2 separate regions of the Homo sapiens genome follow, and region 2 is linked to region 1. Evidence: chromatin loops called from intact Hi-C (ENCODE). Cell type or tissue: GM12878. All regions are shown on one strand. Links, peaks and the distances in the headings refer to the core of each region. The heading gives the core; the rest is flanking DNA.

The links. A loop is a pair of places that touch in the nucleus more often than their neighbours do. Peaks named below come from ENCODE experiments on the same cell type or tissue, not always from the same donor. Only the 100,000 strongest peaks of a DNase experiment are listed, where the experiment ranks them.
Region 2: a loop joins it to region 1, with 2.0 times the contacts of the local background. A loop is called at or near these places in 1 of 110 quality-filtered maps.

What each region holds. Positions count from the first base shown.
Region 1 is chr11:99,733,894-99,744,984 of GRCh38, reverse strand. All of the region lies in intron 3 of CNTN5 (contactin 5), which reads right to left. Among named protein-coding and RNA genes, the nearest start is that of CNTN5, 720 kb to the right of the region's middle. In GM12878, for the core only: a CTCF peak has its summit at 5,298 (motif pointing right); no DNase peak of the experiment used is centred there.
Region 2 is chr11:99,529,716-99,540,806 of GRCh38, reverse strand. The region is part of intron 2 of CNTN5 (contactin 5); the gene reads right to left. Among named protein-coding and RNA genes, the nearest start is that of CNTN5, 510 kb to the right of the region's middle. In GM12878, for the core only: no CTCF peak of the experiment used is centred there; a DNase peak (open chromatin) is centred at 5,817.

The sequences.
Region 1 (11,091 bases), core at 1,853-9,852:
TTGTAATTGTGATATCGAATAGTAGGGGAAATGAAGGAATAGAACGCTAAAAATAACGCCTGCCTTACAGTTTTGGAATTTAGGTCTTAATATGCAGCTATGGCATTGGCAGATAAGCCAACTATTCTTCTCTTTCCCTACATAGTATGTGCTTTACTTCTTCTGTGCTTAAAGAGTCGCAGTCTTTCTGAGTACAGGGTTAGCATCTCCACATCACAATTATAGCTGTTATAAGCACCTCCAACTTTTTTTTTTTTTTTTTTCTGAGACAGGGTCTTACCCTGTTGCCCAGGCTGTAGTGCAGTGGCACAATCACTGCTCACTGCAGTCTAGACCTCCTGGGCTCAACCAATCCTCCCATCACAGTCCCCTGAGTAGCTGGAACTGCAGGCAGCTACCACTACACCCAGCTTTTTTTTTTTTTTTTTTTTTTTTTTTTTTAACTTTTTGTAGAGACGGGGTTTTGCTATGTTGCCCAATCGGTCGCTAACTCCTGGGCTCAAGTGATCCAGTTGCCTCACCCTCCAAAGTGCTGAGATTACAGGCATGAGCCACAGGGCCCAGTCCCAACATTGTTTAGTGGGAACACTATCTCCTAGGTGTCTTACGTCCTTAAGAGACTTGTTGCTCTGTGTTTTCTTTCTGTTTGTTTGTTTGTTTGTTTGTGGGGGCCAGAGGTTTACAATCTCTGTAAATCAGAGTAACTTTCTTTTGAAGAGCAGTTAATACTTGTCTCTCCTCTGTGAAAAAGAGGACAGTTAGATATTTGCAATAGAACTGAAAATTGGTTGCTTTGTTTACAAAGAGAAATTAAATGAACCTGAATGCTCTGGTCTGGAAGCACTATTCTGGTGATATGGCCTTAATCAACTCAGAGGTCCTTCTTTGGAAGTATATGTCTTCCCCCTCCCCCATTTCCAATATGGCAACATGTAAATTTTTCTTTTTAAGGGTTGAAATTTTTCACATTGCATACTGGTTTTGATGGGGGTACAAAAGTCAGGGTAAAAAACATTTCTCATTTTTGTGCTTTAGTTTAAGTTCTATTCAACATTTACTGCTTCTGAATAACTATGTTATATGGGTTTAAGTAATAAGATGAGAAGAATTAAATTATTAGAGAAAATCTGTGGAAGTGGACGACCTTAATACTTATCTATATTTAGTCAAGAATCTCTTAAGATTTCACTGAGCTATTGAAATGACTTGCCTTTATCATTAGGGAGTTATTTACATTTATGATTTTACAATGGGCTTCTAAATAGGTTTGACTTTTTACACGTACTAAGAGGCCACCTGTATTAGAAGTCTCCCTGTAAAGTATGACTGGATGACATCCCTCCTCCACAGTTACAGAGAGTCTATTCATGGACTCTGCTATGTATGATGGTGTAAGAAACACTCATTACTTAGCTAATACATATCAGGCCCTTAACGACTTTATATGTACTTCATGTAATTGCAATTTATAGGTAAAGAAACTGAGATTCAGGAGGGTTAATAACTTGTTCAGGCGACACACAGTTTTTATGGGACAGTGAATTCAGCATAAGTAAGTTGGTTCTACTATTACACACTTCCTCCCAGGAATTCACAATTTAATGAGGAAGACAAATAGCAAAATTATGCTTCCTAATATCTGAACATTAGATTCATCATTTGTGATAGTAGGATAAATCTTTCCCATGGGTTTGTATTAAAGATTAAACAAAAAATGTGTATGAAGAGGATGATTTATACTTGTTATTTGTGTATGCATAATCAGGCATAGGATTTTAAAACGACACATCTAATGTACAAATTCCTGATATAATTGAGATTCTTCATTGTTCTTTCAACATGATATATCTCTCTCCTCCTCCTTCCTTATCATACTGTTAAATGAGCAAAGCAATGAATTTTTCTTATCCCTTCATTTGAAGTGCTTCATGGCTAATGTTGAGAGTAGCTGTCCAATTTTAACTATTCAAAGCATGTTGCATGTTGCTGAGTTTAGCCACACAAGCTAAGATAAACATGTCAGTAGGTAAAGTCCTCTGTGAGACTGTGAGCTTTCTGAAGGCAGAAGCTTTGCCTTGTGTTTCTAATTATTCTGATGCATTAGCACAGGCTCTAAAACATTGACTGGAAGTATGCCCAACATATCAATATTTTCTAGAATGATCTACATGAAGAGATTCAATTAGATTATAGTAACTAGAAGTATTACTATCAAGGCAGAGAGTTTCAGTAGAAGGAACGCTAGGCAGGATGACAGATTTTAGGATCCAGCGTAAATTTCTTATCTCAACACAGCTGCTGACTTGTCATGGAATCTTGCACAAGTCTCTAATACTTTCTTGAATATAGTGTATGAATCTATAAATATTAAACCATCTGACTTGCTTTTAAAAACAAAGCTATAAATGACAGAATTAAAGTGTTTTAGAGCTAGAAAAAGCCCAAGAGATTGTTTTTTCCTCCTTCTTACCACAACTCTATTTAAAGCTCACACAATCCCACTTAAAGCTGTCATTCAAAAATATTAAATGATTTGACAAAGGAGCACAAATGATTGGTTACTGAACCAAGGTTTCCTTCTTTCCATTCCAGTCTTATTAGAAAATCTTACGTGTTAAGTACAATCTGATGTAACTCATATTTAGAATATACTCTAGAATTTACAAAACAATTGTTTAAATGCCAATCTTTCTACATGATAAGCATTGCCATTCTGACTTTTTGCAGGAGAGAACACAGAATCAGTGAACTTAGAATTTAAACTGACTTATCCACATTCACAAGAGACTGAGCTGGGACTTGGACTGTCCATCCGTCTTTACACTTCCTCCTACTTTAAGTAGTAAAGTACTTGCTGAATTCCATTGGTTGTGTTATAATTACATGGACTAATCTTTATGTTGTTGCTTGCACATAACATTTAGTAGTTACATTTCCCCTATTTCTCTTTTATAGATTCTAATTTTCAGTGTTGAAAAATCTGATTTTCCTCACTTGTGAATCATGAAATTAAGATACTTTTCTTCTTGTTAGTAAAATGTTGCACCCTTAATGGAGGAAATCAGGGGGAAATTAGTACTTACAACCTTACTGGGCATATTTATGCAAAACTGTTCACATGTCTATATAATAATGTATAACACCAAACATAGCGGCAAGACATGATATGTAAATGTAATGGAAAAAAATACTTAACCTGCCTTAAGGTAGATAAAAAAGAATTCTCATTTAAATGAACTTTCTAAATTGAGTAAAACAATTAGTAGAAAGATTTTGAAGGGCTTGTTCTTAAGCTGTAAATTAACTCTAGAAGGTGAAATCTCCTGTCTGGGTTAAGCTTAGGGCAAACTTGTCTCCTAGTGGTTAACTTCATTGAACAGTTAAGTAAGTGACTATTCAGATACTTGATACAAGTTTAAGAACATTTGCTTACTGATGTCAGTAAGGTGACAGTCTGCACAGTTTGAAAACTACATTTGAAGTTGTTTTTTCTCAAATAAATTCTGGTACCACAGAGATATCCCTTTCCTGTAAATTCAAAGCATCCTTAAGCAGCCTATCTTACCTTAAGGCACACTAAATAGATTATGAGACAGGAGGTGTTAGTAACATACTGAATCTCAGAATTTGGAAATACAAAAAGAATAAAAAGGTGCAACTGAATTGGACAAATATAGTTCCGTAGCTACTTAAAGAAACATTACCATTCAATGTTAAATTCCAAAATATTGAAATTAATGGTTTATGTAAGTTTTGATTGGTGCAAACTGTTAGTCGTTCTAATTAGAATCCCAATAATTTAAACAATGTTATATGATATTATTATTCTTTTATCTCACTGAATACCTGCCTTGCTGATTCAGACTTAGATAGTAAGAAAACATAAATGTTCCAGACAACACATTACTTTGAAATCAGAATTCCAAAGACAAAGATAATATTCTGAGCTAAAGTGTTTCTAGAAAATGTGGGATTCAAGATGCAAACAATAAAATAGGTAAAGTTTGAATTGGCAAAAATAAATAGTAGTAATATAAAATAAAGAGCATTTAAGCTGAGCAGAAAACATAAGCAGATAGTTAGATTTAACAGCATACTTACCATGTTCAGTAAGGCAGTGAGATGCTACTTCCTACGGGTTCATGAATTTTTTAGAAGGGTGTCAAGGGAGATTATCTATAATGAATGCTAGATATCCATATTTCTTCAGTTAAAAATGTTCAAATTCACTAGAGTGTTTCATGCATATCCAGCAAATATGTATCACTGAATGAGTTGCTGCAACCTCTGATGGTGCAGGTTGATAATTATACCTGATGCCTGCTGAGGGTGTGGCTAGGGCCTGCAATCCAGCCTGTGTCTACTTACCAAGTCAGGACTACAAACATCAAGAGGAAAGGAAGCCTCCTTCTAATTCATTCAAATCTCCCTAGGAGCCAGATGCAGACCTAACACACACAGTCTCTCCACATTTCTTCTCTTTCACTTCAAAAACGGATAATTCCATTCCTGCTTTCTTACTTGAGTTTCTCAAAACATAAATCTTATTTATAGAATGCATTACCAATACTATGATAATGCCTCATTCTTAACAAACAAGTTCTCCTTTTATTTACCATGCACCCATGACAATTATTAAGATGAGTAAATTTGTTCCATGCAACTACTCTGGGGTTTGAATTCAAACCCTAGATTGTACAAATTTTTCTTACCTTTTCAGTACTCATTGCTTTCCATTCCTACACCCCTTTAGAGAAGGAAAAGCTACAGTTCTTATTGACCACATTAATATGCCTAGTTAATAACAAAAAATAAAGCAAAACTATTTTCTTTTGGTTATTTGAAAAACACTTTTGCTTTAAAATTGAAATCATTCTTCCTCAAGATTATTTAAATCTGAACTAATTATACTGTTAAAATTTTGAAATAATATTATAGTATTTGATAATGTTTTGAGATCGAAGATAGATTTATCACCAAGTGTGGGTAAATTAGTAGGGGAAATAGCACTTGCCAAAAGCTTAACATATAAAGATCAATGTATTTTACCCTACAGACAACTCAAGGTTATGGTCATATTTAACACACCTAGTCCCTTGTGCCAGCTAAAGTTTTTAAAAGCTCCTTGCCTAGACTTAATGCTTCAGTTCGATTTACTCATATATTTTCAGTGCATACTGTATGTCAGATTCTATAGTAAAACTGATGCATCGCTACAAAAATCTCTTTAAATGGAAGCAAAAACGAAGAATAAGTCATGTAATTGACTTGGTAAGAAATCTCATCTGAATTTCAGACCCCATTCTTCCCATCAGGGGGCACTGTTGTATAATCATTCATAGCACTTTAGTTTTTTCTCCCATCTCCAAGCCCCTCCACCTTTCCATCTTCTCTAGTAATAAGATACATGTTCAGGTCAAATGGAATCCCAGAATTTTTCAGAGAGATGTGTTTTATTTACTTATTCCTTCAAAATGGATGAATATTTTAATATTTATGTTTTTTAAGCCTGATCTTTGTTTCAGATAACGTAAAGGCAAATCGGAGGTGTAAAAGATTCCGAAAAAATACAATCTGTCTTGAAGTTAAATTTCACACTTTCCCTACTATGTACTTCTTTAAAGTAAAAGCTAGATTTTATATATTTAATAATTGAGTGTCAACCCTATCATTTTCACCACTTCCTCATATGAACCATCTTGATAAAGGAACTACCCATATTTTAAGACGGGCAACTTGAGCTTTAGGTTATTTTAGTTTCCAAATTTATATTATTATAAATAAACTTTTAAAGTTCATAAGGGAATAACAATTATGCTCTATGTGGTAAGTGCAGTAAGAGGAATGTTTGGAGAACAGCTATAAAGACAGCAAAGTCTAAATCAAAGTGAGCAACACAGAACAAGGTGGTCAAAATAAAAGACAGAAGGGTACTAGGCCCCAGAAGACTCAGATGTTTGAACTCTTAATCTATCGTCTATATTTATTACATCTGGGCCTTGTAAGGTATCTGGTCCCTTATCCACAAATACATACACATACACATACAATTTATTCTCATAAGTATAACAAGCGTAAGCTAGAGGTGATTCTAATATTTTGCTTCATGACAATAGAAAAAAACTTTTGACATACATTTTTTAAAAAGCCACCTTATTATTTACATTCCTTCTACATGCCTAAAACCCCCTCTACTGCCTATGGGATAGAGTACGAGTTCCTTTGCCTGAATTTCAAGCCCCAGGTCCTGTGGCATTTGAATACCTCTTCAGCTTCATTTCTCACTCAACATTTCTTCCTTTAGTAAGCTCACTTTCTACACTCCAGGTTCTACACACACATACACACACACACACACACACACACACGTTACTGTCTTATGAATGTATCATTTTTATAGCCTGCCTTTTCTGGGTTATTTTTTCTGCTTTCAGCACTTTCCTTCTATTATTTCTTCAGCTGGTAAATTCCAACTTATCCTGAAATGAACTGGACATCAATTTGTCTAAAAGCTCTCTTGGACCACCTATTTCAATTTCCTAGAGCTACTATAGCCAAATACCACAGACTGGGTGGCTTAAACAATAAAAGTTTATTTTCTCATCGTTCTGGAGACTAGAAATTTAAGATCAAGATGTTGACAGGTTTGGTTTCTTCTGAAACCTCTCTGCTTAGCTTGTGGGTGGCCACCTCCTCACTGTGTCTGAGTATCCAAACTTCCCTCTCTTATAAGATACCAGTCAGACTGGATTAGGGCCCATCCTAATGACCTCATCTTAATCATCACTTTAAAGGCTCTATCTCCAAACTCAGTCACATTCTGAGGTACTTGGGGTTAAGATGTCAACATATGATTTGAAGTCGGGAGGCATAATTCAGTCCTTAAGACCATCTAAACTAATTTGTGTGCCTCCTTTTCTGTGATCTCATAGTATTTCTCTAACGATACTGCATAGACGTTTTCTGTTTAGTTCTATGAACTTTGTTTCCTCAACTAAACTTGAAGAAGTATAAATATATTTCACTAAGGATGCATCACAATTTCAAAGATTTTATGCTATGAAAATATAGTTCATGGTAATCACTGGACATCACCGATGGTATGATATTTTATTTTAGTGACGTTAAAAAGTGAAAAAGATGCATCTTCTGATTGGTAAAACACTGTACTCGTTCTATCCTGAAGGCTTAGTCGAGTAACAAATCTACATTAGGGACTCAGGAAATAGTTTTTGAATTCAAGGATTAATTTATCTTCATAACTCTTGTGTGAAATGGGAAGTTTGGAATTACACCAATTTTAAATAGAATAAATTATGCCTCATAGAAAATATATATTCAAATTACAGTTATTTGGAAAGAATCCAAAGATTAGAACCCATATGCTTGGATTATTTTTTCAGTGCTTTCCCTATGTTTCAGAACTAATAAACTGCAAAACAGAGACCAGAAATAAAGAAATTGAAAAAGCAGACACCAAGAAATAAATTCTGATTCTGAGTCTAGATATCTATCCACTTTTTCAAACTACCTGGAATGTAGTTCTAATCTTCTTAATTCACTGGTCAGAAAGAAGATGTTGTATTGCTTCATGGTTATATATTTTTTATCAACAGTAATGTAACACTTGTATTCCACCTTGGACTATAAGAACGTTTAAACTGGAAGATAATTACAGGAGCTTCAGGAGAACAATAAATACGAAGAATATGATAAGTTATTTAGAGTAAGTTGATTGAGAAGGTGGTAAAGAAATTCATGGTAAGAGCACAACTTGAGTTGGACTTTGAAAGGTTTATTGAAAGACTGTGTGTGCGTGTGCGTGTGTGTGTGTGTGTGTTTGTGTGTGTGTGCATGTGTGTTACAGGGTGGTTAAAGAGTTTTTTCCCTTTGACAAAAGTAAAAAAAGAGGGCAAAACGTGGAGACTATTCTGAAACTTGACGACAGAAGGCATTATTAGTCAAAATATGAGACTTGCTAAGTTCACTGTGCTTGGGAACACTGCTGTTTAATTCCTTAATTTCCCAGGCTTTTATGATTTTCTTATGTATTTTGGTGTAAGTGATCACAAACTTTGTAATTCCCCACAGCTGATCCATCTGTTTATTGTGAAAGGTGATAGAAAGAACTGTATACAAGGCTATATTTTATATATAAATAAGACTGTATCTTATTTAATACATAATTACTTTGAGTAGGTATTGTCTCTATTTTATAGATATAGATACATATAGATAGGCCTACTGCAGTATATTTAAAATTTTTGGTATAAATATCACCGTCAATGTATCCTTCTACTATTAATTTCACACTTCGATAATTATGATCTCACATACATGGTTAACTGGTATTGTTTCCTGAGCTTGAAACAAGTAATACATTTACCCCTGCTAGATCTTGGATGTAAGAAAACTATATGTTACAGAGATAGATTAAACACATTAGATACAATCGTCTAACACAGCTGTTTAAAAATGCTGTTTTGACCCCATTTTGAGGCCTTGACTGGAGGCCAATCTGTTCCCCTTCTTGGGCAGCTGATGAAGTTCACACTCCAACCCCTTCTTCATCAGACCCTTACATTCTGGGCTCCTCTACACCAGCCCTCATTGCCCCAGGCCTAGGTTCCACACTAAAAGGAACAGCTCCTAGGCTCCAGATCCTGTCAAAATTATTCAAATTAGCCAATCCACAGTAAGTCTGAGAAACCTAGCTAACCCCACCCTGCTTACCACAGATAAGCTTGCTGTTACACTGTTCATAGGTGCAACCTCTGTCTAGCCCTGCAACTTTGTTGAAAGCTGCAAGTAATAGAGTTCTGCTTTCCATCTATTCAAGTGTCTGTGTTTTGTCCCACGCTCAAAAGAAATCTTAAATCTACCAATCTCGTAATTTCAGCACTTAAATATGAAAAAGAAAGAGAGAGAGGGACAGAGAAAGAGAAAGAAAAAGAAAGAGAGAAAAAAAAGAGAAAGAAAAAGAAATCAAGAGGAGCTATTCAGTTCGTAGAAGCAGAGCAGAACGGTGGTTGTCAGGGGCTGGGGGAGGATGAATGAGGAGACGGTGGTCAAGGTGTACAAAGTTTCAGTTTTGCAAGATCTGGAAATCTAAAGTACAGCAACGTGACTGTAGTTAACAATACCGTATTGTATACCTGAAATCCACTCAGCAGGTGGATTTTATGTTCTCTACACACACAAACGATGGTAACCGTATGAGGTGATGAATATGTTAGTTTCTGGTGATACACAAGGTATATATCAATACATCAAGTTGTACAACTTAAACGTATATAACGTCTGTTTGTCAATTATACCTCAGTAAAGATGAGAGGAAGGAAGAAGCTATTTCAGTAGGCTTCCCGTTTATCCAGAAATTTGGCTTATTCTACTAAAATAATATTTAATTGTTTTTATTCAGTATCAATTCTAACACATAGTAGGTATCAAACAATTTTGATCTCCTGATCAAAAAATAGTGAGTCAATAAATTCAATCTTCATTGTTCAATCTTCTTATGGTCCACAGCATTCATAGGAAATTTTAACCAAAATTGGTGAAATAGTCTATGTGTTGCTGTACAAAATAAACATATACCTTCTACTTTTTAAAATTTTGTACCTCAAGTTTTACTATTGAGAAAATATGTAAGAAAATATCAAAGTAGAGGAGTTAAACTCAAGACAACTGGAGGAACTGGGACATAATTTACTTTATGTTTTACAGGAAGGTGAATTCTGATAAAAATCCTTCATTGGGATTTTCAGGAGATAATTTGTTTAACTAACACACCTTAGAACGTAATCTCTTCTAAAAGGTAAGCTCCATAAGGACAGGATCTTACAACAATGCCTAGTACATAGTAGGTACGAATAATACATGTAGAAAAAAATAAATGAACCTAAGATGTTGACTTCTTAATTCACTTTCTATTATAACACAGTGGGTTACAGAACTTTTGTTTTTGTTTTTGTTTTGAGACGGAGTCTCGCTCTTTCCCCCAGGGCGGACTGCAGTGGTGCTATCTCGGCTCACTGCAAGCTCCGCCTCCCGGCTTCACGCCATTCTCTTGCCTCAGCCTCCCTAGTAGCTGGGACTACAGGCGCCTGCCACTGCACCGGGCTAATTTTTTGTATTTTTAGTAGAGACGGGGTTTCACGGGGTTACCCAACTTTTAAAGAGACTATTGTATAGGTAGCTTTTCCCCGGACCCAGCAACTGGATGTAGGAATTAGGGATTATTCCCTTCCAGTAGGAAGCAGGCAAAAAAAAAAAAAATCAGTGTAATAATCAACAATGTAAATAGGGACACACCCTCTTTGGCTGGGGATCATCAAAAACGACTACGTATGGAAAACAAAATCAATGCCTTTTAGAAGTCTGTTTTTGAGGCAAATTAAGAATCTAGTAATGTGAGTTGTAAAATCAGTATGATATATAATAATGTTTTGTAATCCTGAATGTCTCAAAATGGAGTCACTTATGACAAATGACTCAGCTTCAGTGAAATTGCTGACCCCTCTGAGTGATAAAAACACTTATGGTGGCCTGAGATGATACGATGACACCTAACATGGCCAGGTACCTCTGAGGCCTGACAAGAAAGTGAAGTGATAGGATTGCTAATGCTTACAAAATACAGTTAGATAGAATGAATAAGATCTAGTATTTGACAGCCCAACAGGGTGACTACAGTCAACAATAATTTATTGCACATGTTACAGTAAGAATATAATTGGATTGTTTATAACACAATGGAAGGATAAATGTTTAAGGTGATGGATACTCCATTGACTCTGATATGATTATTACGCAGTGTATGCCCATATCAAAATTTCTCACGTACCCCATAAATGTATACATCTACTATGTACTCATAAAATTCTCTCCTAAAAGGCAGCTGAAGATAGTGGCCATGTATACTTCTTTGGAAGACTCCAAACACCACAAAGAAGCTGACCACAGTAAGAAGCCTATAGCATTTCTGCTGGTGAGAACTCTGGGGCCTCCTTCCTTCAGCTGCAGGTGCCAGAGCTCTGCTGGGGAAAAAAAGCAGTGAGGCCCTTCTCCTGGGTGAACTGGCTCTCTTAG
Region 2 (11,091 bases), core at 1,344-9,343, 200 kb after region 1:
CACCTGTACATCTATCATATACCAAATTTCTGTGATAGGCAGATATAATAGTGAGAAAGACAGACATAGCCCCGTAGCTCAGACTGCTTTAGCAGTTGAGTATCATTTGCCCCTTTCCAAACTTAAGATGCTCTTCATTCATGCTCCTTCCCATGACTAAACTTTCTTTAGCTCTTGGTAGTCTATTTCTGCTCTATATTTTAAGTCTCATGCCTTTGAAAAAAATTTTTTCTTGACCTCTGCATTAATCTAACACTTTATTGTGCTTTTTGTAGCAATTAGTTTGTATCCCAGGCCACATCTATGTTATAATAATATAGCAATTATGAGTGTGTCTCCTGATCTGAACCTGTGAACACATTGAAAGTGCATGCCATATGTTGTCTACATTTGTCTTGAAGACACCCAGCAAAATGCCGTGCATTGTTAGGTACTCAATAAATGATCACATTTAATTTATTTATCTTTAAATTGTAAGCAAAGAAAATAATAACAAAATCCTAATATCAAATATACATTGTATGCACTTTTTCGTTCTTTCTTTGTCTCAGAACTTGAACACAACACATATTTAGTTATCATTAGTTCTTAGGCCTTTATCTGTGCTGTGCTTACTTCTATAGACTTTCCCAATATAGAAGCTTCTTACTCTACAGGTATCTTGTCTATATTATTGTTTTTCATAACATCCTTCAAAAAAGGCCACATCATGCAGGGGCAAAGCACAACAAAGAGAGTCCTTGTGGGACTTGTTCACATTTTCTCAGATGACACAGGAGAAAGAAGTATCTGTAACAGGCAAATTCACCATCTTTGCATATATTGGATGTAATTAATTCAACACTTTCACAAAAGAAGAAAGCACCTAAGATTTAAAATACATGACAAAAATGAGTATACTGGATCAAATTACTAAATCAAGTAGCTTAATTATTATTAAAACTGTGGGGCTAGAGATGAGGAAAATGATTTACATATATGGTACAAGGATTTTTATGTTGAACTCATTTCCTACAACACTTTAAAACTTTTTAATACTTTTGCAAAAGTGACTATAGTATGGGAAGTATGTGCAATATTACAGAAAGAACATGAGATTTGGAAGAGAAGACATGAATTTTAAATCTCAGCTGGACATGTTCCTGGCTGTGTGATAGTGTTTGATACTTTTAACTATTCTGACACTCCGCTTCCTCATGTGAAAAGGAAAGATAATTGGTAGTAATAATTATTTCATAAATTTTTATGATACTTACATGAAATAAATGAAAAATGCTAGAAATATAGGGATTCCATAAATATTTTTATCTTAGACTAGTTTTCTCTTTCAGCTTAAGATTTAAGTATAAAAGAACAATTATTAATGTTTAGAGAGGATTTAGGGAATAGATCACAAACAATAAAACGATAATTTGGGTCATGTGGAGAAAATAATAAGACCTAATCTTTATTTAAAGTCTACTGTTTCAGTTTAATAGTTTAAAGATTTATAAGACTAAGCTTTTAATATTACCAAATGATTTTTAATAGTAAAAATCATGTCATAAACAATCTCAAAATAACATTTACATCTTAACTAGGAATATAAAATTGTATTTCACTTTGCAATGAACTATAACATTGTGATAAAACTTAATTTTAAACTTATCATTTCATAATTTATGATCATTTAGACTAAATCTGGTATGAAGTTCAAGTTATCTATGAATAAAGCTTGCATATCTCCTGAGGTTCTCTTATTGTAGGTATCGTGTGGCTGGAAAAGTCATGGAGACATTTTTTAACCTATAAAATGGCATTGTGATACCCTACTCCACCTGGGTTTACATATTACATGGAGGAGGAGAGTTGCCAAACAGTATATTTCTTCAAGTAAAATAAATCTTTCTCTTGGTATCAGGAAAATTTAAGCATATTAATATTTCCTTTAAAAATTATGTTTGCAAAATAAATGTTTGAAGTCAATTTTATTCTGAAGCTGTGTATTTTTAGTACAAGATTAATTGTTCTTAGAAACAAGAGATACATGAAATGGGCAAACAGTTAACTTTAAATTGTGGTTGCAAAATAAAACAGTGATTGCAGCAGATACCTAGAGCAGTACTCACTGTTCTAAAACAGTTACAGTGGTTTAAATGCTAGTAATTTTGTTCTTTGCCATTTTCCACTTGACTTACTCCAATACATTCTTAAATCTGCCATGCGGAATGATATTAATGGTGCAACAAATTGACGAGGATTATAGGAATGTATCTATTATTTTTATGAGCATATTTAATTGTACGTGTTTCTTTAGGTTTCTAATTAAAACCGGCAGTAAAAATAACGCCTTTGTGTTTAAGCCTACAGTTTTAGACTTAAACACATCTCATAATTAGCGCTAATATACACATAGTTCAGAAAGATATAATGCTAACACATTGAAGTGGATTGGAAATCTTTTTATTCGTCCTATTATTAAAACAGACTCTTGTCAGCAGGGAAGGGGGCAACTAAATAAACCACTGTAAATAGAACGTGTGCTGCTTCAGTTTCTTTCACAGATTTCCTGATATTATAGATTAAATGTCAGAGAGATCAGGACATAAATGATGGCATGATCCCAAAGGGAAGAGTTTATCAGTTCCACTGTATTTAAAACTACATTGAACACTGCATATTTTAAAATACTGTCTCAAGGTTTTACTACAGACTTGAAGTGTAAGATGTAAAAGTCCACACATTTCTGCAGACTGGTGTGAGAATTTACCAAATAATAATCTCTAACTATTTCTACTCAGTACTAGGCAGCCACCAATTAGAGGACTGAATTCTCAGAGTCTCTAAGGGCAGTTCCACACTTCACATTTTCAATGGCAAATTGTATTTGACATTTAATTTAAAACCCAAGACACCATAACATGAAGTCTTCTAGGCCATTAATGATAAAGCATTAGAGTAGCCTCCCACCTCCTTGTTGCCTGAGGCTACCTCTGCTATTCCCTAGAAAGCTGTATCATTGCTGCAGCATCGTGTCCACGGGGTACTGTGTTCCTAACATGCCACTATAGTCTAAATACCAGGCATGGTTCTTAGATGTTTATTACATACTTCTTACAGCTGTTTGCCAATAAAATGCCACAGACAACATGAGCTCTGTAGGCCATAACCCATTAATTGAAGTTTTTGTGGTTGTGATGGTGGGGTTGGTAGTACTTACTGTTGTATTTTTAAAGAGAATGAGAAAGCATAGACAATTTTTAAAAATAAGAGAAGCGAAGAAGGGTGCTTAGTTATAAGAACACCCTGCTTGGTAATTACCATCTATTATTTCCATTGGGTGGGGAGGGGTCTTACTTACCTTTGAATTCCTTTTCAGTGAATCTAGTTATTTATTTGTGGTGTAGTTAAAATATGGGCTTTGAAACTAGACAGGTGTGGGTTCAACATCTGATTGTATTAGTTACTAATTGTGAATCTTTTAGGATTTTACCTAACCTCATTAAGACGATTTATTTGCTTGCGAAATGAGGATATGTATTCTGTAATTTTCAAAAAATTCTGTATGAATAAGATGATCTCAAGTTAGATTTCTTAATATGAGATCAAATCTTCCTAAGCAGAACAGGATTGCATTTAAGAGCTCATGCTCTGTGGTTAGACCATCCAGGTTTGAATTTCAGCTCTTCCTTTTTCCAGTAGCTAAAACTTGGACAACTTATTTAAAATCTCTAAGTCTGAGCTGTGGTAGCTTCTAACCACATATGGCTATTGAGTATTTAAAATGTACTTAGTCCATATTGAGATATTCTGGAAGTGTCAAATATATATGAAGCTTTAGTACAGAAAAAGGAATGTAAAATATCCCAGTTTAATAAATGTTGAAATGATTCTATTTTTGGATTACATATATTGGATTTTATAACACAATTTATTACGTTTTAATTGTTTCCTTTTTCTTTTTTTTTTTTTTAATGTGACTACTAGAAAATTTAAAATTACATATCTGGCTTCTTTTTGTGACTCTTTTTGTATTTCTATTGGGCAGGACTTCCTAAGCATTTTTCTCATCCATAAAACAGAGTTAGTAATAATATTTTCTCCAAAGAATTGTCATGGGTATTAACGATGTCATGTATAAAACTCACTTATTCCAATGCCTAGAACACAGTAGCTATTAGTGTTATCATCACTTGGTTCTTTTCTTCCTCCCCCAGGCATGAGGGAGGGCAAGTTTCTGCAAATTGTGAAGTCCTTTTGCTGTATTTTTCTGGTTCATATCCTTAAAATAGGAAGCACAAAATTGTACTGTTTATCTGCAGGTTTTCAATGTTACATGCTACTCTGTAAGTTCAATATTTTATTTCATTTATTAACCAGTCGGTTTTTAAGATTCCTTAGAGCACAGAATATGTCTTAGACATTTTTACATCTCCAGAACAAGGTCCCATATTTTTACCTGTTTTATTGTTACAGGCTTTATAATTCCAAAATATTATATATGTTAAAGGAAACTTTAGTATTTAAAATTAACTATAACTAGTTACCAATTTCAATAAAAAAAAGATTTTCTTATTATTTGAAGGCCAATAGTCTATTACATCTAATCAAACAATGCATTAAAATACAAGGACATTAGTAAGTGCCACCAGTATGAGAATAAATGTTACTTTTAAATACTTAGCTTCTGAGGTTGAAAGAAAGACATTGCAGTTTCATCAGTTAATATTTACCTATTAAATGATTCATTTGTATACCCTATCTCTCATGCACAGACACCCTTCTAACCACATATCATCTGACCTATTAAATAGTTTAGAATGTGGTTGATACTTTTATTTCTGAAAGGCTAGCAACCCACCAACGATCAATATTCAAAACAAAACTAATCAGAATTAACATGATTTTTTCGCTTTTATACCCTAAAAAAGGAATCAAATAAGAAGTAATATTTTAGTGAGTTAATAATTCTAAATGCATCTTAGTGGATTCAATTAAGTCTCCTGCATCTGGAAGATTTTTTTACCAAAAAAAACTGAACATAACCTAGACAAAGCCAGAGACAAAGAGAAAGCATCATTTTTACAAAGATTTTGCTGTATTTTTGTTCACTTGTAAAATATTTCTACTTTGCTGTCTATTCATTTCTCTTAAACCTCATAGTTCAAACCAACCACACTTCTCTCTAAATCAGTAGTTTTCAGCCTCGCTGTACATTAGAAACCCCTGAGGAGCTTTTAAGACATTCTCATGCCTAGGTCTTACTCCAGACCAATTGAATCAGAGTCTCTGAATAGAGCTCCCCATGTGATTCTAATGGGATCCAAGTAGATTTTGGCAACAATATTTTGAGGGTTCCATTTGTTTTCTATAGCACCAAAGAAGGGAATGGAATTTTCATGTGGCACAATATAAGAAGCTCAAACTCAGCAAAGCTAAACGTAAATTTGGATATTTCTATTCTGTCTACTGTTTATCTACCTCTCTCTCATCCTCCACATCTAACACAAATCTTCCTAAATTTTCCATGTATTAGTCCATCATTCCATTGCTACAGTAATAGCCTACTATTAGCTATCATCATATTTTTGCCTGAACCACTGAAAGTTCCTAATATCTTGTCTTTCAATAATGCCACTTGTCTCCCTCCAGTTTGTTTTTTACACTTACAGAGTGGTATTTTCTAAATTAAAATGTAATCACTTCACCAAGCTCATCAAATTCCTTTAACGGCTTCAGCATTAGTGCAGACTATATTCTTCATCTGACCTATGGCATACATACTACATGGGCTGGCCTCCAACTATGACTCAACCCTCAACACATAGTGCTCTTTCTATTATTCATTCCACTCCAGTCCACTAGCCTTCTTTCAGTTCTCTGAACACAACCAGCTCCTTTCCAACATACCACCTTTCACACATCTTGGGTAAATCTAGAATGCTTTTAATTCTAATCATCCTTATATTGTAGTTGACTTATCACTACCAGACAAAAGTTCTCCCTGACCATCCCAATATATGAAATATTACTTTACTACATGCTCATAGAACTGGACCCTTCCCCTGTAGAATGGTAATCCCATCCCAACCTGGCATTACACATTTATTAGTGTGATTACAGGGTGATATTCAAATTATGTCACAACTTGTACAGCAATATAAAATAATATATAATTAACATATAAAGCAAAAATTCAAGTATATTCCCCATTCTCTAAATACACCAACACTCAGTATTTTTGTATGAGTGTGTGTAAACTACCATTTATTAAATGATGACTTATAGCATAAATTGTCCATCAAATTATTCTAACTATGCCCAAATTTTTTGTTGATTTTTAGAAGGCATTTTTTGTGATCTTTTATTTATATCAGATGTTATGAGCTACGTAAAGTCCTTTTCTATCCTACGGTTTAACATAAGAAACCAGATAAAACTATTTAAATGAAAATCTCATTAAAATCATGCTCATTCGATGACACTATCAATAAGCAGATCATTTATCTTTACACCAACAATAATATGCTTGGTGCTGAATATTCATAGCTCCTGTCAAATTAATGGTAATTACACTATCGTGCTTTTGGTCTTGAAAATACTGTATTTTTAATATACTCAGTATCTATATTATTGACCAAGTCGCAAAAAGTATTTATTGCAACATCTCATTTAATGGGTCTCAACTTAATCCTTCTGGTTAAAGGTGTGAAGTAGAGCCGTGTGGCAGTCAGCCACATTTATATTTACACATTATATTTACAAATGTATTTTGTTACATTTGATCAAGAAGGCAGACATTTGATGGGTTTTAACAGAATTGTTGCATTAAAAGGTAAAAATTAATAGAGATGGTAAAAAGGAGGACTTTTCTTCAGCATCCCCAGGTCTAATCTCCTCTAAACCAAACCCACGGAATTTTCTCTATGAGTATGGACCCTGCAATGTTTCCCACATCCCCAGCTGCCCCAGTTACACCACAGCCCCGGCTATCTCAGTCTCTATCCAGTTCGCTAAAAGCTAATATTCCAAGGAGGCCATAGTTTCCCTCCAACAAAGGGAGTAGTGAGAATGCTGGCTGGCAATGTCTACCACACATATTTCGGACTAAATGAGTTCCAACCTTTAGGCATTGGGTTCCCTGTACCCCCACCAGTGAACAGCGGTATCTTTATGGCTGAGTGCCTCCTGCTCTGCCCTGAGTGTAAGTGTATGGGTGGAAGAGGGCTAGCTGGACAGCTGACAGGCACCAGCCTTCTCCCTACTGAAGCCCCCATTGCCTGGGCAAGGCAGGAGACCAGAGAGTGAGATGTCACTATCCCTTTGTCTCCTTTGGATTCAATGACAGAACCAAGTGAGGAGGCAAGATTTACAAGAGACTGAGTGGTATTTACATTGACCAATCAAAATACAAATGGATTAAACTGGATCTGGGAACCAGAGACCTGCTTCTGTGCCTACCTGATGTTACTGTTTTAGCTGCTGGATATCAGGAAAGGTGGGGAAGGGGAAGATTGCACTCTTGAGGATGGCAGCCATTTATCCACTTTACCAACTGGGTTTTGTTCTTGTTGTTGTCATTTGTTTGTTGGTTTGGTTTTGAGACAAAGTCTCACTTGTTCTGTCACCAAGGCTGGAGTACAGTGGCACAATCTTGGCTCACTGCAACCTCCTTCTCCCGGGTTCAAGTGATTCTCTGGCCTCAGACTCCTGAATAGCTGGGATTACAGGCACATTTCACTATACATGGCTAATTTTTGTATTTTTGATAGAGATGTGGTTTTGCCATGTTGGCCAGGCTGGTCTCGAACTCCTGGCCTCAAGTGATCCACCTGCCACAGCCTCCCAAAGTGCTGGGATTACAGGCATGAGCCACCGTGCCCAGCCCCAATTGGTATTTAAGGATTGTAACAATCTATCAACTGGATTGTCTTTATTGGTGTGTATACTGGTTAAATACCTGTACTAGTCCATTTTCACACTGCTGATAAAGACATACTGGAGACTGGGAGGAAAAAGAGTTTTTATATGACTTACAGTTCCACATGGATTGGGAGGTCTTATAATCATGGCAGAGGGCAAAAGGCACTTCTTACATGGCAGCAGCAAGAGAGAATGAGGAAGAAAGAAAGGCAGAAACCACTGATAAACCAATCAGATCTCCTGAGGCTTATTCACTAGCATGAGAATAACATGGGAAAGACTGGCCACCATGATTCCATTATCTCCTCCTGGGTCCCTCCCACAACATGTGAGTATTCTGGGGAGATACAATTCAAGTTGAGATTTGAGTGGAGACATGGCCAACCCATATCATTCTGCCCTGGCCCCTCCAAATCTCATGTCCTCACATTTCAAAACCAATCATACCTTCCCAACAGTCCCCCAAAGTCTTAACTCATTTCGGCAGTAACCCAAAACAAAGTCTCATCTGAGACAAGGCAAGTCCCTTCTGCCTATGAGACTGTAAAATCAAAAGCAAGTTAGTTACTTCCTAGAAACAATGGGGTACAGGTATTGGGTAAATACAGCCATTCCAAACAGAAGAAATTGGCCAAAACAAAGGGTTTACAGGGCCCATGCAAGTCCCAAATCCAGCGGGGCAGTCAAATTGATCTCCTTTGACTCCAGGTCTCACAACCAGGTCACGCTGATGCAAGAGGTGTATTGCCATGGTCTTGGGAAGCTCTGCCCCTGTGGCTTTGCAGGGTATAGCCTCCCTTCTGGCTGGTTTCAGGGGCTGCTGTTGACTGTCTGTGGCTTTTCCAGGCACACGGGGCAAGCTGTCGGTGGATCTGCCATTCTAGGGTCTGGAGGACAGTGGCCCTCTTCTCAGAGCTCCACTAAGCAGTGCCCCAGAAGGGACTCTGTGTGGGTTCTCCGACCTCATATTTCCCTTTTGCACTGCCCTAGCAGAGATTCTCCATGAGAATGGAGAATGTAGGGCCCCGCCCCTACAGGAAACTTTTGCCTGGGCGGCCAGGTGTTTCTGTACATCTTCTGAAATCTAAGCGAACTTTCCCAAACCTGAATTCTTGACTTCTAGTTCTGTGCACTCGAACGCTCAATGCCACGTGGAAACTGCGAAGGCTTAAGGCTTACATCCCCTGAAGCCACAGCCTGAGCTGTACATTGGCCCCTTTCAGCCACGGCTGGAACGGTTGGGACACAGTGCACCAAGTCCATAGGCTGCACACAGCACGGGGACGCTGGGCCTGGCCCGTGAAACCACGTTTTCCTCCTGGGCCTCCAGGCTGGTGATGGGAGGCGCTGCTATGAAGTCTCTGGCATGGCCTGGAGATATTTTCCTCATGGTCTTGGGGATTAACATTAGGCTCCTTGCTACTTATGGAAATTTCTGCAGCTGACTAGAATTTCTCCCCAGAAAATGGGTTTTTATTTTCTATTGAATAGTCAGGCTGCAAATTTTCTGAACTTTTATGCTGTTTCCCTTTTAAAAATTGAATGCCTTTAACAGTTCCCAAGCCACCTCTTGAAAGCTTTGCTGCTTAAAAAGTTCTTCCGCCAGAAACCCTAAATCATCTCTCTCAAGTTCAAAGTTCCGCAAATCTCTATGGCAGGGGCAAATGCTGCCAGTCTCTCTGCTAAAACAAAACAAGAGTCATCTTTGCTCCAGTTCCCCACAAGTTCCTCATCTCCATCTGAGACCACCTCAGTCTGGACCTTATTGTCCATATCCCTATCAGCATTTTGGGAAAAGCCATTCAACAAGTCTCTAGGAAGTTCCAAACTCTTCCACATTTTCCTGTCTTCTTCTGAGCCTTCCAAACTGTTCCAGCCTCTGCCTGTTACCCAGTTTCAAAGTTGCTTCCCCAGTTTCGGGTATCTTTTCAGCAACGCCCGACTCTACTGGTATCAATTTATTGTATTAGTCTGTTTTCATGCTGCTGATAAAGACATGCCCAACAGTGGGAAGAAAAAGAGGTTTAATTTGACTTACAGTTCCACATGGCTGAGGAAGACTCATAATCATGGCAGAGGGCTAAAGGCACTTCTTACACTGTGGCAGTAAGAGAGAATGAGGAAGAAACAGAAGCGGAAACACCTGATAAACCTATCAGATCTCATGAGACGTATTCACTATCACAAGAATAGCATGGGAAAGACTGGCCCCCATGATTCAATTACCTCCTCTTGGGTCCTTCCCACAACATGTGAGAATCCTGGGAGATACAATTCAAGTTGGAATTTGGGTGGGGACACAGCCAACCCATATCAGTATGGAAGCTGTGTAATTATCTGTGTAATTATTCCTTTAATGCTCACTTCCCACCAGAGTGTAAGATCCATGAGGTTCAGGGCTGTGGAAAGTTTGGCTTATCTTTTCTTGTACATTGCCTAGACTAAAAGTGTATCACATAGCAGGACTTCAATAAGTGTTTGTTATTGTATGAATCAATGAGGGAAATCATAATCATTCTCCTAATATCTGCTATTTCCTTTGTGGTTTCATACTACAGCAACAAAATCATGTTTACCTTATGAAATTAGACTCTCAGTAACCTACAGTTTTTTAATACAGACTGATTGCAAAAGGATGATTAAGAATGCATTTAATATTTATAGTATCTTAAGGAGAGAAATACAGTAATGCAGGAGCAGGCCAAGGAGTTAGGGTATCTGAAGATCATACTGAGTGTCTTCTTTAGAAAAATAATATACAATTTTAAGTACAGAATTGGGTACAAATTGAATGCTTGCTTGGTTAGGGAAAAACATCACAACACATTGCAAAGTTGTAAAGACTAACAAGTACCAAAAATACAAAATATGGAAAAATAAAATAATGCTTTCCTTAAATGTTTTATGTCCCTCTAATCACTTTAAAATATTTTTAAGTATTTTTGTTTTTCTTATTAAAGGAAACTTCAATTATGCAAATATTTAATATTTTTGCTTACTGTTTATTTGTTTAACATTTTCTAATCTTATTTCACTGGTTTTTCATTCTCATATTTTTTCTTTTCCATACTCCACTCCATGTTAATTACAGTGTTTTCCACATTGTCCATTTTACCTTGTTCTTTGTTCTTTTTTTAACTTGTTTTATTTTTATATTGTGTTCTAAAAATTAATTTTAACCAACTACTG